Regions from separate parts of the Homo sapiens genome. Here region 1 is linked to region 2. The links are chromatin loops, found by intact Hi-C in ENCODE. Cell type or tissue: PC-3. All regions are shown on one strand. Each heading gives the region's core, and the rest is flanking DNA. Links, peaks and the distances in the headings are about the cores only. Region 1 overlaps RTKN2 (rhotekin 2). Region 2 has its middle 110 kb from the start of LINC02621.

The links. Peaks named below come from ENCODE experiments on the same cell type or tissue, not always from the same donor. Only the 100,000 strongest peaks of a DNase experiment are listed, where the experiment ranks them.
Region 1: it touches region 2 in a loop (2.3-fold over the local background); 2 of 110 quality-filtered maps call a loop at or near these places.

The regions. Positions count from the first base shown.
Region 1 is chr10:62,210,613-62,220,544 of GRCh38, forward strand. It overlaps RTKN2 (rhotekin 2), which reads right to left. Exons shown (of 12, transcript NM_145307.4): 8 at 7,583-7,689; 9 at 6,506-6,637. Among named protein-coding and RNA genes, the nearest start is that of LINC02621, 44 kb to the right of the region's middle. In PC-3, for the core only: no CTCF peak of the experiment used is centred there; no DNase peak of the experiment used is centred there.
Region 2 is chr10:62,148,982-62,157,657 of GRCh38, forward strand. No RefSeq gene overlaps it. Among named protein-coding and RNA genes, the nearest start is that of LINC02621, 110 kb to the right of the region's middle. RefSeq lists an enhancer at 6,065-6,234. In PC-3, for the core only: no CTCF peak of the experiment used is centred there; DNase peaks (open chromatin) are centred at 3,670 and 4,400; H3K4me3 peaks cover 429 bases; H3K27ac peaks cover 1,509 bases.

The DNA of each region.
Region 1 (9,932 bases), core at 1,193-9,192, 62 kb after region 2:
AATGTTGGTGCTAAAAACAAGCTTTAGACTTTATATATACTCTAATGACAAAAAAGGATATCTTCATGTATACGACAAGGAATGTTTGAAATATGTAATGCATAGCTGTAAGTTAAACCAACCATGAGGTATGATTAGTATCAGTTTAATATAATTATTTTAAATTTATATTAATTAAATCAGATGTAAACTCCTACAGGAAAATGTTTGAAAAATTATTTTTGCTATATTTACTTTTAAAAATCTGAATAGTTGATATGATTAGATATTAAGGAAACTAATATAATTGGATTAAAATCCCATGTGCTTCATAATAATTTTGCTTTCTAGGTTCTATGATAAATATAATAGTTAAAAGTATTTTCAAAACAATTTATCCAAAGTCTACTACACTAAATAGTGTTATTGACTTGTTTAGTACAGATTTTATTAAAATGAATGATGTATATAATATTTAAAACAAGAAAAGGCTTGATCTCAAAGACTCACACTTTTTTTTAACCGTCACACCCCTCACCATATTGACAATGGATAAAGCTTTAGTTAACAAAATGCTTTCTATAATGTGTAGGAAATTCAGTTAAGTACCTGTTATTGAGAATGTCTTGCTCAAGAACATTCTTGTGAAGTTTTCTGAATTTGAAGCAATCACTTTGAAGTAAATCACCCTTTCAAATTTGGATTGACAATGGGAGGGGAATAGCTCTTAGGCTTTTCTTCCCTTAATGTGACTATTTCCACAGATGGCTCCCTATGAAAATTAATGAACTAACTTAGCCTTACAAGAAATGCCATTTAGAAGGACAAGAATTATAGCTTGAGAACAGATCCTGTGATCTAAATAACAGAACTATTATTTATATACCTTAGCAATTGTGAAATTTATGTTTTCAAATAATTTTTAAGTAGCATTAAGGAAAATTATTTTCATGAGAAAAGAAGAAAGACAATCAAAAGACAAAAAACTCTGATTTGTATTTAATGTTTAACATTATTAAGCTTAAAGATCTTAGAGACCATTAGAAATATACTAAAAACTAAAAGAGAAACACTATTCTTTTTTCTTGAGATGGAGTCTCACTCTGTCACCCAGGCTGGAGTGCAGTGGCACAATCTCGGCTCACTGCAACCTCCACCTCCCAAGTTCAAGCAATTATCCTGCCTTACTTAGCCTCCCGAGTAACTGGGACTACAGGCGTGTGCCCCCATGCCTGGCTAATTTTTTGTGTTTTTAGTAGAGATGAGGTTTCACCCTGTTATCCAGGATGGTCTTGATCTCCTGATCTCCTGATCCGCCCGTGCTGACCTCCCAAAGTGCTGGGATTACAGGCGTGAGCTACCGCACCCAGCCGAGGAACACTATTCTTAAAAGTTTTACTTGATCCTTACCTGCTGTATCAGAAAATACCAAACTGGTTTTTATCCTTTGTTTATTTAAGAATACATTGTTCGAGACCACCCTGGGCAACATGGTGAAACTCCATCTCTACTTAAAAAAAAAATATATATATATGGGGTAATTAAAACTTTTAGGTAAATAATAGTTATGGCCAGTAGCTAGCTGTTTTGTAGGCACTACCAACAGGGCACAGCGAAAACTTCAAAAATTAGCCGGGCATGGTGGTAGGTGCCTATAATCCCAGCTACTCAGGAGGCTGAGGCAGGAGAATAGCTGGAACCTGGGAGGTGGAGGTTGCAGTGAGCCAAGATGGCACCACTGCAATCCAGCCTGGGCAACAGAGTAAGACTCTGTCTCAAAAATAAATAAATAAATAAATAAATAGGAAAAAAAAAGAATATACTAAGAGACTGGGTATGGTGGCTCATACTTGCAATCCCAGCACTTTGGGAGGCTGAGGCAGGCAGAATTGCTTGAGCCGAGGAGTTTGAGACCAGCCTGGGTAACATGGTGAAACCCTGTCTCTACAAAAAATACAAAAATTAGCCAGGTGTGGTGGCACGTACCTGTAGTCCCAGCTACTAGGGAGGTTAAGGTGGGAGGATCCCTTGTGTCTGGGAGGTGGAGGCTGCAGTGAGCTGTGATGGCACCATTGCACTCCAGCCTGAGAGACAGGGCCAGACCCTGTCTCAAACAAACAAACAAACAAAAAACCAAAAAGAAAACGCTAATAGCATGTCTCCCTTACAAATCTGCAAGGTAAGAAAAACAATCAAAATATCTACATTAGATTTAAAAACCAAGTAATTTAAAACACTGAATAGATAAAAACCTATTAATTTATCACTATATGAGACAGTGAAGGTAGGGCAGGGAGGAAGATAACACTCATCTGCTACCCCTGGAGGGAGTAATATCAACTCCAATATATATTACCAATACCAATGCTATACCAATACATGACACCAACTTCTTACCCTGAAAATTGGCAATTAAGATACCAAGTATTTATCCTGCCTTTTCACAAGAGACTGTAATTCATCCCTAGTTGATAAGAAAAACTTCTTTACAAAAAGAATGCCAAAAGGAAGGACATATGTAGAAGGAAAGTAGTATGAGAAAATCACCCAGAATCTTCCGTGTAATAAGTGATTTAGGCAAAGACAATCACAGGTGGCTAAAACCATTATGTGAAAGATTGTTAGAAAACAAACACAGTCACACAGTGCCAAAGTGTCTCCTCACTGACTACTTGCTAATAGTAAAGAGGGAAGATTATGTTGGAGAGAGGGCATCACCAGTAGTGGCGACAACCTGACATCATGAGCCTCCTAACGGGAGGCTCTATAACGTACTTGTCTGATCGACCATAAAATATTCTAATAAAAATATTTTACATAAATACAATCAAGCCTCTAGACCTCATTTACAAATTAGAAGAATTGTCGAGGATGCATAATCCCTGAATAATCCTGGACTGAAGACCTGAGCTAAAAGGCCATTTTGGGAAAATGGGAAATCTGAATATGGACTGAATATTAGGTGACATAAGAGTTATTTTTAATTTTCTTAGCTGTGATAATGGTATTATGATTATGTATATATATGAAAGGTCCCTATTTTTATTAATAGGAGTTACATGTTGAAGTATTCAGGAATGAAGTATCATGATATCAAAGTCTTATGTTCAAATGGGTCATCAAAAAATATAGATTTAATCAAAGAGATAATGTAAATATGACAAAATGTTAACTGCTGAGTCTAGGTGGTATGTATATGGGCCATCAGTATGGTTTTTTTTGTTTCAACTTTTCTGTACATTTGAATCATTTTGTAAGTTAAGAAAAAACAAAAATTACTTTAAAAGGAAAAATAATTATATAACAGTCATGTTTTAGGAAGTAACAAATATATTTCTTGACTGGGATAGTGCTTGATTTTTTCAATAAGGAGATCAGTGAATTCACTATTAAGAGGGAAGTTTTCAGGTGAATGGAAAAATTCAAAGGAAGCCTGAAGTAGAAGAACTACAAAGAGAAAAAGGCTTCTAAAGAGAAAAACACAGGAAACCAACACTGGAGAAAATTAAGATGGCAATATTGCAAAGAAGGAAAACAGAATACTTTGTCACCAGTTTCATCTTTGAGATTAACAATTAAATTATATTTATTTATATTCTATAATAATAATAAATATATCTTTCCAACCTTAACTCTTATTTTATGTCTAATTTTAAAATGCTCTTTTGTACTTTAGACAGAAGTTATGTACAACGGAAGAGATAATTAAGTCACCAGTCCTCAAGGTCAAATGTAGCTCACATTGTCTTCAAGTATAAGGCTAAATCTATACAAATTACTAAATTAATAATTTTCCTGTGATATGTAATGGCCAATTGTGGAAGAAACACTGGAATTTGCAAGTCTGCTGACTTCAGTCATCTTACAATGCCACTGATTGACTACAAAATCTCATTAGTCACCTGGCCATCAGCCTTTATTACCACAAGGAAAAGTAAATCAATTAAAATAGGTCAATTCAGTCAGGCCATATAAACATTGTCACCACTTTTCTGGAATTAGATCCTTGTCATCAGACTGAAAATACAGACACACTGACTACAATAACACAGTTTTATTATAAATGTTCTCTTAAATTTAAATCGTAAAGTTTCCACACACATGCCTAAGCCATCGCCTATAAGTCTGCTGTGGTTTCATGCTCAGAACCTCATTTTATAGCTACTTTTTAACTTTCAAAATTGATTTACAGTGATATGAAGAGAGGAAAAAGTCTAATTTTGCCTTCCAAATCTGGTCTAGCAGTACGCCTATGAGGAAATAGCAAAAACAGTCCATGAATTTTTATCTATTTTTTCCTACTCATTAGGAAAAGGGTGAGCCATATAATTTTCCTTACTAGTTTGGAAAGTTCTATCTGATCTCTGAGACTATTTCTTCACTTGTAAAAGAAATAATATACCTGTAAAACAGGGCTGTCATCCCTGCTTTGCCTACCTTAAAGGACTGAGATATGGCGAGTTGAATTCCTTCGAGACTGTCTTCAAATAAAACTAATGACTTCAAAAATATCATTTGTTTAGATTACATTTTATTTTATGACTGAATATTCTATGGTATAAAATATAAGAAAAAAATTAGTAGGATTTCATTTTTACTCCTCAGCTATTTAGTAAAAGCCAAAGTAGACATAATCATATACACAGAACTTTTACCAAAATTATTTAAGCTGAATCTAGTGAAATAATTAGTTACATATAGATTTGGAGAGATTCTAAGAAGAAAACTGGCCTGGACTTTTAAAAAATGTCAATGTAATGAAAGGCATAAATAAATAAAGGCAGGAGGTGAAGGGCACAATTTAGATGAAAGGAATCAAAGGAAATGCTGACCAGATGCACTATAGGATCCTTGATGAGGTCCTGGATCAGACACTAAATAAAAATTAGAAATGATATTTTGGGGACAATTAGAGCAATTTCTTCTGTATATTAGATAATATTGTATCAACAATAAACATTTTGAGCATGACAATAATATTATGGTTATGAAAAAGTGTCCTTGGTTTTAGGAGAAATATGCTAACATATTCAGAGAAGAAATGTTACGTTGTTTGCAACTGATTTTAAAATGGTTCAGAAAAAAATTTTAACTAGAAAGAAAGCAAATGTGGCAAAATGTTAACAACAGCTGAAAAGTCTAGATGAATGGTATACAGGTGTTCATTATTCTGTTTCAATTTTTCCATCTGAAATTTTCAAAAGACTAAAGTATGAAAAAGCGACAGGAAATACAACACTGCATAAACCAAACAAAATAAAAAGTTGGCAAGTAATGAAAAAAGCATGTCAATTTTTCATTAATAAAATTATATATTTCAAAAACTTAATTTTCTAAGCCAAAATAGATTCATTATAATACTGATGTATTATGTCCTTGATTTGTCAAAACAAAACAGTTTAAACAAAACAGTTAAATTAGGTGAATTTATATAATAAAAGGTCTCACTAAAAGACTTTCTGTAAGTAAAAAGCAGTGTAATTTCTAAAAGTGGAATAGAAACAGACAAAAATGTTATTATTGGAAAAGATCATGAAACTAAACTCAAGTCTTTATAGATCAGTAGACTGGTACCCACGCGTTTTCAGGAATACAACTATTATATAAAAGGACGTACAACTTTACATTCTTCTTTAAAGGATAATTTCAAAGACAAGGAGAACAAATGTGATGGCTCATGTTTTATCACACACTTCAACTACACCAAAGACAAGCAAAGTAGAACAACTAGAAACAATTAGGGGCAGCCCACAGGCAAAAACCATGATATTTTGGTTTAGAAATGCAATTATTTTAGAGTAGGAATGCTCTAAAAAATGAGGAAAGAAAAATCCTCTAATCAACACTAGACTTGAATAACAGACAAAGCTAAATTTAAGACCGTGAGGTAGAAGAAACTAAGTTTGCCTTATATTGAAGTTTTCCTATAGGATTCTAGATGAAAAAATTGTAGCTAGATTTCAATAGTCTCCTTTGTAACAAACCAGTATATATATACTTGACAAATTTTCTAGGTAGTGTGGTACTACTTTTTAAATGCAGTATAAGCACTCAACTATTCTAAATGGACTGTCAGGCTTTTCTGTTCTGTCAGAAGACTGGACAATTGCCTATCAATCCCATAAGAAATCAGAAAGTATAGTCAAGAATGTCTTTTTATGGCTTCATTTGAATGCTAACTAGAAACAGCATCACTATAATAACATGAGCTAACAATTTATGTTTAATCTCTTAAGTAAATTCATAAAAAATTTAAATATACTGCTAATGTGGAGTTACATTCTCTGCCTTAAAACCTATTTACTGGTATAGATGTCCATTACTATGTTTTCTTAGGAAATATACATTTTCTTATAACAGATAAGCTCTAATAGAAAAACAGAAACAGATTAAATCATATTTATGAAGTAACCTGTTTTTACCAGTACTTCTCTTTTATTTATAAGACAACAACAATGTAAACTGCACAGACAAAAACAAACTTCCTAAGATGTATATTTTTTTCTCAAAATAGCATTTCCTTTACCTTGTTAATGGGTACTACCAAAGCTGGTTCCACTTTAGCTTCAATTTCCTCTGGACTGTAAAAACAATAGAGTTTACCTCCTCGCAAAACACAATACAACCTTCTCCAACTAATCAGACCTTCTACCATTTGCTGAAAAAAAAAAAAAAAAAATCAAGAGACTATCAATTTTAAGTTATTATCACTTTAAATACATCAAAATACTTATCAAGGTTAAATTAGTTATTTAGAATTTTTAAAATGTGATGGAATTATCCATTAATTTGATATACAAAAGGTTAATTGCCCCAAATCCAAGAGTATGTTAATATCAGAGAAGAAAAGTTTGGAATTCTTAAAGGCATTAAGTGAAATGGAGGCAACGATTACCACCTAACTTTTACACACATAAAACCATAGATCAATGGTGTTTTAGAAAAGCTAGTCGATTAAAAATTAGTGCTTAGAATTCTATAGCAATTCATCAAATGACTCAGGAAAATTATAAAAACAATTCTGTATGTTCAAAATATTATTTTCCCTTACTGTTCTCAGAGCATCGGAAAATGTCAACTACCCTTTAAGAATGCAAATTTTCTTTCCTCCTAATGGAATCTTTTAGAAAAAGCTATTGATTCATTGAAGTTCACAATTAATTATTTACTGAATATAAATAACTATGGTTATAAATAAATCAGCAGTAGGTGGCACAGAGGCAGGCAGCTTTGGAAGCTCAGAGTCCTAAACCGTGCCAAACGCTGTCTGCCAGAAAGACCTTTATGTGAAAGGTGTTGAGCAGCCCTCATCAGTTTCCACACGGAGCCCTCTGTTGCTGATTATCCTGTTGCTGCTATTAATGAAGCAGAGGAGCATGGAGAGGTAGCGCCTTAGCCATCAACATCGCAGTAGATCCCTCCCTACCTTGTCATTCTTTTCACCCCGCACCCCCTACAGTTTATATCTGATAACATTTAGAAAACTGACATTTAAAAAAAGACTTAAAAAATACTTCTCAATATCAGAAGGTGAAACAACTGCCTGTATATTAAGATTTAAAGTAGAGCTACAATTGTTGTAGGATATTTAAAGTCCTCTAACCTGCTGATTAAGAAATCCTGCAAATGCATCCTCAGCCATACAAGCTGGCTGGGCAACTAGTCGGCAGCACATGTTGCCATACAGGGGAAGCCAAAATGAAGACTCCTCTATTTAAAGGAGAAAGAAAAAAAAAAATCAAGTTATAAATATAAGTTTATTTAAGGTCATCATACATTTTGATTTTTCTCTTTTTACAATTTTGTTTTGCTTTGTACAGAACATATTTTAGAATTAGTTTCATGTAAAGATTCATCCTACCCAAATACCAGTGCCATATTAAGTGAGAAAATCAAATATGAGAATAGAAAGGACAGGATAATATTAAACTGACAGTTTATAGCATGCTATCACCTGAATAAAAATGAACTGTTTAGTCTCTTGTTTGATTTTAATTATTCAATGAAAGTTGTTCAGAGAATATAAGTGATCTCATTTAATATAAAAACATTCTAATAAAGTAATTTATGTTTGTCAAATTCTACTTTTTGTTCTGATTTTCATTATAATAATTAGAAAAGTGATCCTCTGAATAAAACATTATTTCACTTTGCGAGGCCGAGGCAGGCGGATCACTTGAGGTCAGGAGTTTGAGATCAGCCTGGCCAATATGGTGAAACCCTGTCTCTACTAAAAATACAAAAATTAGCTGGGCATGGTGGTGCATGCTTGTAGTCCCAGCTGCTTGGGAGGCTGAGGCCGAAGAATCGCTTGAGCCCAGGAGGCGGAGGTTGCAGTGAACTCAGACTGCACCACTGCACTTCAGCCTGGGCAACAAAGCAAGACTCCATCTCAAAAACAAAGCAAAACAAAAACAAAAAACATTATTTCAGAGAACTTAAGATAACTTCATCAACATTTTTGGCCCTTCCTCCTCCCCTTCTTTTGCTGAACAATTCAGTCATAAGCCATTAGATAGAGCCCCCAACATGAACATCTGTGCCAGGACTGGAGAAGGAGCTGTGGTGTGCTAGAAATGGATGATGGAGACAGGCAGAATGAGAATGGTGAGTAGCAGGGGCTGCCTGCAGGAGGTATCAGCACCTGAAGGGCCTGAGAGGGTGATGACACTGGGGCGCAGCCTAGATTTGGGACTCTGTCTTGAGCAAGCAGGGTAAAAGAGATATGCCTGGGAAGAGGAGCCTGACATCGAACATTAGAGCCCAATGAATGAAGAAGTAGCCCAGATTGAAGGACAATTAAAAAGCATGATAATTAAATGAAATGTATGATTCTGCATTGTATCCCTCTGCCATAAAGAACATTATTGTGACAATGGGCAACATCTTGAATGGACTCTGAGGATTATATGGTGGTAATGTATTAGTATTCATTTCTTGACTTCAAGAGTGATGATGATGTAGCTGAATGTCCTGATAGTAGGAAATATGTATTAATACATTTTGGGGTACAGACTATCATGTAAGCAACTTGCTGTCATAATTTTTTTGAGAAAAAAAAGATCTTGACATTTAAGCTGAGTGTGGTGGTGTCTGCCTGTAGTCCCAGCTACTCCAGAGGCCAAGGTGGGAGGAGTGCTTGCACCCAGGAGTTTGAGGCCAGACTAGGTAATATACCGATACCCATCTCTAATTAAAAAAAAAAAATCTTGACATTCAACTTGCAACTTTTCTGTAAGTTTGACATTGTTTAAAAAAGTTACTTCAAAAAACATTAAGATAGTCCTTTAATGAAGATACCTACCTGTGTACTACCTATCTATATGGAGGAAAGCATTAAATAATTTATTCTAGACATCAGAGTATAAATAAAAACCAAACATATGGCCCTTAGTTCACACTGGATCACATAAAAATGATTTTTAAAGTTTTGGCTGTGCCCTGTTGGTAGTGCCTACAAAATCGCTAGCTACTGGCCGTAACTATTATTCACCAAAAAGTTTTAATTACCCCAGAATTTTTTTTGTAAAAATAGTTAATATATACATGCAAGGCAGCAAAGGTTTGTAGTAAAACCAAAAAGTTTTAAATTTACCTACCCAAGATTCTACTATAGAATAGTACACAACAATGTTCTGAGACTATTCAAATCTTTTTCATTAATACATTTTAAAGCTGCTATATTTTAGAAATAAGGGGCTTAATCTGGGAAAAATAAATGCACGAGCATAATACATACAATTCCAAAATGCAAACACAAATAAACAAAAGTTATCTTTCCTAAAACAGGCAGCAAATGAAATGAAAATTCTGTAAAAGCATGTATTTCAGTAATACATCTGAAATCAACTTTGTGATTTGTAAATTTAGAAGTTTGAAAGCAAATTTCTTTATATAGGCAATCTCAGATTTATGAATAGCTTATGTTCTAAAAATCTGTAAGTTAGTTGAAA
Region 2 (8,676 bases), core at 677-8,676:
ATGAAAACAGACCAACCAGAACATTGTCAGGAGCGTCCTGCAGCTTCCCAAAGAGTTGTTCTCGCAGTGTCAAATGCATTAAGTCCTACCAGGGAAAACAGGAGAGATGTGACTGAAATACTCTTGGCGCCTCCTCAACCCCAGAGTGCTTCACTGCACAGCCCCCACTTCAATGCCACCCTCAGCCCCCAGCTTCTAGGATACCCCTGGGAGAAGATATCAAAGTCTGAGTGATGGCAGGTGGGTGGATAGACACATCAGAATCTGGTTGGGTGTGGGGAACACAAGACAGGTTTGAAAAGTTCCCCAGCTTATTCTGACGAATTCTCCCTCTGTCTCGGTTTGCCAGACTTAGCAAATAAAAACACAGGACACTGGCCGGGTGCGGTGGGTCACACCTGTAATCCCAGCACTTTGGAAGGCTGACGCGGGCGGATTACCTGAGGTCAGGAGTTCCAGACCAGCCTGGTCAACATGGTGAAACCCCATCTCTACTAAAAATACAAAAATTAGCCAGGCATGGTGGCACACGCCTGTAATCCCAGCTACTTGGGAGGCTGAGGCAGGAGAATTGCTTGAGCCTAGCAGGCGGAGGTTGCAGTGAGCAGAGATCGTGCCACTGCACTCCAGCCTGGCCGACAGAGCAAGACTCTGTCTCAAAGAAAAACAAAAACAAACAAACAAAAGACAGGACACCTAGTTAATCTGAATTTAGATAAACAATGAATAGTTTTTAATTTAAATGTGTCCTATGTGATATTGGGAGAATACTTATACTAAAAAAAAACTGTTTATCTGAAACTCAGTTTTAACAGGGCATCATTGTATTTTATCTGGCAACTCTCCCACCTTCCCCACCCTCAAACAGGAAAGTGACATTTTAAAATACCATTCTAAAAAAAATACACTAACTGTCAAAAAGTAGAGAAGTATAAAAAATAAAAATAAAAACCAGGCATAATTTTACCATCCAGAGTTGTTAAGCACTGCTATCATTTTGGTCTATTCCTTGTCAGTCTGTGTGTGTCTGTCAGAGGTTTATTGTCAACCATGTATTTATTTATAAAATTTGGATTACACCAAACATAGTTTTATGTTATTCTTTTCCTCTATAAAATTATATATATAAAGACCAGTCACGGTGGCTCACACCTGTAATCCCAGCACTTTAGGAGGCCGAGGCGGGCGGATCACGAGGTCAGGAGATCGAGACTATCCTGGCTAACACCGTGAAACCCCATCTCTACTAAAAATACAAAAAATTAGCTGGGCGTGGTGGGCAGGCACCTGTAGTCCCAGCTACTCGAGAGGCTGAGGCAGGAGAATGGCATGAACCCAGGAGGTGGAGCTTGCAGTGAGCCAAGATTGCGCCACTGCACTCCAGCCTGGGCGACAGAGCGAGACTCCATCTCAAAAAAAAAATAATAAAAAAATTACATATGAAAATATATAACATATTTTCTTACATATAATGTATAACAAATTTTCTTATATATAATATATAGCATTAAACCTAAGAATATATGTTATATATATCTTTATGTCACATATCATTATATATATTTAATGTTACATATTTTCTTATGTCTTTAAATATCCTTTATGAGCATGTCTTTTTAAAATTTACTTTAAGTTCCCGGGACACATGTGCATGTTTGTCATATAGGTAAACTCATGTCATGGGGGTTTGGTGTACATATTATTTCATCACATAGATAATAAGCATACTACCTGATAGTTACTATTTCTGATCCTCTCCCTCCTCCTACCCTGTCCCTTCAAGTGGACCCAGTGTGTGTTCTTCTCCTCTCTGTGTTCATATGTTCTCATCATTTAGTTCCCACTTACAAGTGAAAACATGTGGTATTTGGTTTTCTGTTCCAGAGTTAGTTTGCGAAGGATAATGGACTCCAGCTCCATCCATGTTCCTGCAAAGGACATGATATCATTCTGTTTTTTGGTTGCTGCATAGTATTTCATGGTGTATAGGTATTTTCTTTATCCAGTCTATCACTGACGGACATTTAGGTTGATTCCATGTCTTTGCTATTGTGAATAGTGCTGCAATGAACATATACATGCATGTGTCTTTAGGGTAGAACAATTTATATGCCTTTGGTTATATACCCAATGATATGGTTTGGATCTGTGTCCCCACACAAATCTCATGTTGAATTGTAATCCCCAGTGTTGGAGATGGGGCCCAGTGGGAGGTGATTGCATCATGGGGGCGGATTTCCCCCTCGGTGCTGTTCTCCTGATAGAGAGTGAGTTCTCCTGAGTTCTGGTCATTTAAAAGTGTATGCACCTTCCCCCATCCCCTTCCTCCTGCTCTGGCCATGTGAAGTACTGGTTTTCCCCTTTGCCTTTGACCATGATTACAAGTTTCCTGAGGTGTCCCCAGAAGCTGAGCAGATCCCAGCATCATGCTTCCTGTACAGCCTATGAAACCATGAACTAATCAAACCCCTTTTCTTTATAAATTATCCACTCTCTGGTATCTCTTTGTAGCAGGGCAAGAATTGACTAATACACACAATTAATGAGATCACTGGGTCGAATGGTAACTCTGCTTTGGGTTCTCTGAGAAATCACCAAACTGCCTTCCACAATGGCTGAACTAATTTACATTCCCACCAGAATTGTGTAAGCATTCCCTGTTTTCTGCAACCTTGTCAGCATCTGGTTTTTTTTTTTTTTTGACTTTTTAATAATAGCCATTCTGACTGGTGTGAGATGGTATCTCATTTTGGTTTTGTATTGCATTTCTCTAATGATCAGTGATATGGAGCTTTTTTTCCATATGCTTGTTGTCTACATGTATGTTTTCTTTTGAAAAGTGTCTGTTCATGTCCTTTGCCCACTTTTCAATGGGGTTGTTTTTTTCTTGTAGATTTGTTTAAGTTCCTTATAGATGCTAGATGTTAGACCTTTGTCAAATGCATAATTTACAAATATTTTCTTTCATTCTGTAGACTGTCTGTTTATTTTGCCAGATCTGTTGATAGTTTCTTTTGCTATGCAGGCCTTCTGTTTAATTAGATCTCATTTGTCAATTTTTGCTTTTGTTGCCATTGCTTTTGGCATCTTCATCATGAAATCTTTGCCAGTTCCTATGTCTACCATGGTATTTCCTAGGCCATATTCCAGAGTTTTTATAGTTTTGGGTTTATATTTAAGTCTTTAATCCACCTTGAGTTGATTTTTGTATATGGTGTAAGGAAGGAGTCCGGTTTCAATCTTCTGCATATGGCTGGCCAGTTATCCCAGCATCATTTATTAAATAGGGAGTCCTTTCCCCATTGCTTGTTTTTGTCAGCTTTGTCAAAGATCAGATGGTTGCAGGTGTATGGCTTTATTTCTGGGCTCTCTATTCTGTTGCATTGGTCTGTGTGTCAGTTTCCGTACCAGTACCATGCTGTTTTGGTTACTGTAGCCCTGCACTACAGTTTGAGGTCGGGTAACATGATGCCTCCAGCTTTGTTCTTTTTGCTTAGGATTGCCTTGCCTATTTGGGCTCTTTTTTAGTTTCATATCAATTTCAAAATAGTTTTTTTCTAGTTCTTTGAAGAATGTCATTGGTAGTTTGATAGGAATAGCATTGAATCTGTAAATTTCTCTCGGCAGTATGGCCATTTTAACGATATTGATTCTTCCTATTCATAAGCAAGGAATGTTTTTCCATTTTCCTTAAAGAGATGTGTCATCTCTTTATGAGCAGGTCTTTTTAATGCCTAAAAATGCTCAATGTTATTTCAACTCAGACATGTAGGGGAATGAGAAGAACAGATTTGTTCAGACCCCTCAATTTTTGCAGATGGCAATTAGCAATCAGATGCTTGATATAGCAAACATCCAGCACCATGCTAGACCCATAGGAGGGGTTCATAAAACGCTTGTGGATTAAGTGAATAAAATATTCTCTCATTATAATGAGAGAATAAGTATTCATTATAAATGAGAGAATAAATTCCTTTAGACTCTGGGAGCACTCTAATCCAAACACAATATCCACATTTCCATTGTACAGGTTCCCGATGAAAGAAACAGGTGCTGTTTGGACTTCAGCAAGAAGTTGATAATGTAGCATTCTGACCTTTGATGTTGAATACAGGCAAAGTTGTGATTTTACTTTAAATTTCATAAATACTCAGCATCCATTTGGTGTCAGGCCCTATTGTAAGTACTCAACACAGAAATGAACAGGAGGAATGACATACACATGAAATTATATTTGTATGTGGTGATAATGAAGAAACAGATAATAAAAGAGTAATTAAATAAACATAATAATTTTATAGTGATGAATGAGAACTGAAACCATTATAAGCACACAGCTTACTGTACATCCTAACATGATCCAACTATTTGACTCAGCATTAACATGATTGCACAACTCCACAAAATGCTAGCCCTAAAATGATGAAGCTGCAAATAATGTTATTGTTTGTTTCAGGAAGTTCCTGGAAATGCATTTGTCTGACCAATAGACTCTTCACTAGTCCTCATCAGAGTAGCTGGCCCCTTCTCAGAACAACCCAAGGGGTTTGCATACCTGTCGAGGTGCTGTGTGAAAACCTCACTTCACTATATTCATCAGTCCCAAACTATTATATCACAACTTTGAACAATTCTAATTAGTCTCTACATTAAAAGACCCACCTAAACTAGTTCCTCAAAATCTTATCAATATTCCATCCTTGACCACCCCCTTCTAAGATGCTTCTAAGATTCCATCAAAGGAGCCGTATCTCTTACTGCACTGGGGAATAAACTTGACCTTGTGCAATCAGCAGGTTATTTCAGTAGGCTGTGTGCGATTCAGCAGTCAACATGAATGGTCTAAAGTCAAAGATGCAGAAACATTCAATCCACAGTGATGGAGGTGGGGCTGGTGGTGACAATACTTTCATGTGGATGAAACCTCTTAAAAATGGTTAACATTTGAGCTGAGACCTAAATGAAGAAAGGATCTGGTCTGGTCATATCCCGAGGACAAAAACTTACAGGTGTGAAAGTAACAAAAGGAAGATTGATAGTAAAGCAAAGGAGGTCAGAGAGGTAGGGGTGCATGGCAGATAGTGTAGTTCATTACAGGCCAATGTAAGGAATTTAAATTTTATGCTAAATATGATTTTTTACACTGGAGTATTTAAGCAAGAAAGTAACATCCCTTCATCTGTCCATCCAGTCAATGAATACTAATTGAGACCTTTCTCTTGCCTGGAATGTATGGGTATAAACTGCACTGCAGATTTAGCATTCTGGAGGAAATATAGACACAAATAGCCCCATGCAGAAGACCAATCCCAGTACATTGCAGGAAGTGTGGGAAGAAAGAATGACCACTAAGCTACATAGTCAGAACTGGCCCTTCCTTGTCATGGTTCAGCTCCTGCATATCCAGGGTTCAATGTGAGCAAAGTGTGCCTGGTAGTGGTTCCCAGTCGCTGAGGTCCATAGGGCACTACAGCACACCCAGGTTGTAAACTCCCCAGGAGCAGCGATCTGTATTATTTTTATCTAAGGGCCTCAGGACCAAGCACAGGGCATGGCATAGAGTAGGTGCTCAATACATGTTGGAATGGATATTCTGCTTTTTAGGTATTTATGCTATACCCAGTTCCAGAAAGTTTTAAAGTTGTGTACAGAGCTCCATACATTATTAAATAACAAAAATAAATGATGAAATGGATCAAGGGAATGGGAAGTTAGGGAAATAAGATAAAACCAGGGATAAAGTCAGTGGTTAAAAATCCTTAATGAGCAGTTTTGAGTAGAGGTGAACTACAAAGTCTTCTAGCAGCCAGTGAAAAGAGAGCAAAGGCCAGTTGCTGTATTCACAGAAACAAAATTAGGAGCAATAACAAGAAGCCAGCGCCTCAGGAAGAGCCTAGCTCTTTCTAATGTTGAATCAAAGACTTTTTTTATGGTCTTCATGAAGGGATTTTCTGTGAGACAGTAAATAACAACATCCTTAGAACAAATACAGTTGTGGGTTTCAAATGGACATTTCTTGAAAGACCCCCTGGGAGCATTACCCAGGCACATCTGAGCATAACTCCATCAAGGAGACTTGGCCAGGGAGGAGAGGGTAGAGCACACAATTCTGATCAACAGCTTGCTGGTGACTGTAATGTAGAATGGTAGAGAAACCTTGATGGGTGCTGGAGAGAGTGGAGGATTAAGCTGACTGACCCAGTGGTTACTGCACTTGCTGGAGGCAGGTGCATGTGTGCCTCTTACACACTTATGGCAGGGAGCAACTTGTAATGCGGGAAGTACCTTCTTCTTACAACCTGTATGGAGCATTCTTAGGCCCTCTTCCTAAAATTAGGGGGAGGGGCCTCCATAGAGGAGGGATTTGTGGAGAAGGGAATCTTCATGAAGTGCTATAGTAAACACTTCATATATTAACTCTGTGAAGAAAGCATCTCCTGGCAGGCAAGCTTACAAAATGTGTGCAGTTAGTGGCGGGGTCGTCCAGGGCCTGTCTGCGGCTCCATCAGGGTGCCCCATTTCCTGGCTCTTACGGGGGCCATAAAAGCCAGCTCCTGACTGATCGTTGACATACGAGGTGACAGGCAAGGAAATGGTTTCCTTTGGCCACATGTGTGTATCCTAATTTACAGCTCCTCTGGAATTAGCAAGGGCAGATGCTATTGAACAATTATGGACTTCCAATGGCTTCTTCATAAAGGAGAACACTTGGTTTTGAAAAGAAAATCATGGTGAATTCAATACAAAAAAGTAACATCTTTTTATCATTGTCGTTATTATTGAATATATGTAAGCACTCTTTAAATTAACTGGATTTTCTTTTGTTTTTGTTTGTTTGTTTGTTTTTTAGACAGAGTCTTGCTGTCACCCAGGCTGAAGGGCTGGAGTGCAATAGCGTGATCTCGGCTCACTGCAACCTCTGCCTCTGGGGTTCCAGCAATTCTTCCTGCCTCAGCCTCCCAAGTAGCTGGGATTACAGGCACCCACCACCACACCCAGCTAATTTTTCTGTATTTTTAGTAGAGACGGGGTTCCACCACGTTGGCCAGTCTGGTCTCAAACTCCTGACCTCAGGTGATCCACCCACCTTGGCCTCCTAAACTGCAGGGATAAAGACATGAGCCATCGCACCCAGCCAAGAGAGATTTATCTCTTGCCAAGCTCATTGTCTTGTTGGATCCTGACATCGCTCATAGATGGGAAAATGGAGGCCCAGTGAGGGTTAAGTGATGTCTCTTCAAGGCCACAAAAAGTTATTCCTAAATCCTAGTTTCCTAACTCCTAGTCAATAGCTCTTTACATGACATGATGTTGATGAAGCGTCCAGCCCAGTGCCTGGCACTAGCAGCAGAAGCCCAGTGATTATTCATTTACCCTGCTTCCAAACTTCCTCTTTTCTACTTTTCTACTAAAGAGATACTCATAGATTGAAGGATAAGGTGTAACTCCCCCCATCGGTCTACCTGCTTTTCCCACTTTGTGGAGATACGTGCTTTTCTTTGAGTCCCAAGTGGAATGCTCTAAACATGTGTTCTTAATAAAATACAGAGACCAACTAAAATGTAGAAGGTTGTCAAGTCTCAGATCCATAAGGTCGGCAAAAGAATCCCCTCTTAGCCTTCTAACTCAGGCTTGTCACTGAGTCTGTGACCCCAGACCTGTCCCCATGTCTTTCTTTTCCACATGGCTTTACGGTTACCACGCGTTTTGGGAGTGCTCACATTTGAACAGAGGGATAGGGAGAAATATCAAACAGGATGGAGCTATGAGCTTCCACAAGAAGAGTAGAAACAGAGGATGGGAGTGTCCGTGCAGACCACAGGTTGTACATTCTGGTGAAGGAGATGAGGCAAGAAAGAAGTCCATAAATTCTCAGACAATAAGGTCTGGGAAATAAATTCTTTGGATGACAATAGGGAGGTGGTGAAATTTATGAGTATGATTACATAGTGCTGGATTTGTACTGTTTAGACTGGAAAGTCAACAACAATACAGTGCTTGGGGTATTCTCCATATGATCATTTTCCTTCCATTAGGCATAGAATTTTAAAATTATTTCCAAAATACATTCTGACTTTGTATTATGTACATATTTGTTTCAGTGCGGGGGAGGGGGAGCAGGGGAGGAAGGATGATGCCCAGTGCCCACCAATACTGATCCTAAAGAGATTATTCTCTAAGTAAATGCCTTCCGAAGGCCTACCTGATGAATGAAAAGATGCACCTTAGGATGGGTTGCCGGATGTTACAACGGACTATGGAAGAAATATTAATAGTCTTTTTTTTTTTAATGGCAGAGGAAGAACTATGAATGGCTTAAGTCAAACAGGAAGGGGAAATAAATGCAAATTGCTAGTATCCCAAGTATAGGAAAAGAAGCTAAGGTACTTCCAAAGGATTTCAACATCAAGGGTTGAAACAAAAGCTTTGCCTTCTGCTAACCAGAACACTAATTAACCAGATCGGGCTTCTCCCTGACATTCATCTATTTGCAGACTCTGAATCCTTAGTCTCCTTTTATCCAGCAAGTTCCCCAACTATGATTACCTCCAATATATGAGCTCATTTCTCTGCACTTATTCCCAAATGGTTGACATCGATTTGCAACGTTAATGAAGTAAGTACCCAACTATCCTTGTTCATGAGCTATTAGCTCGGTATTGATTGTAGCCTTAA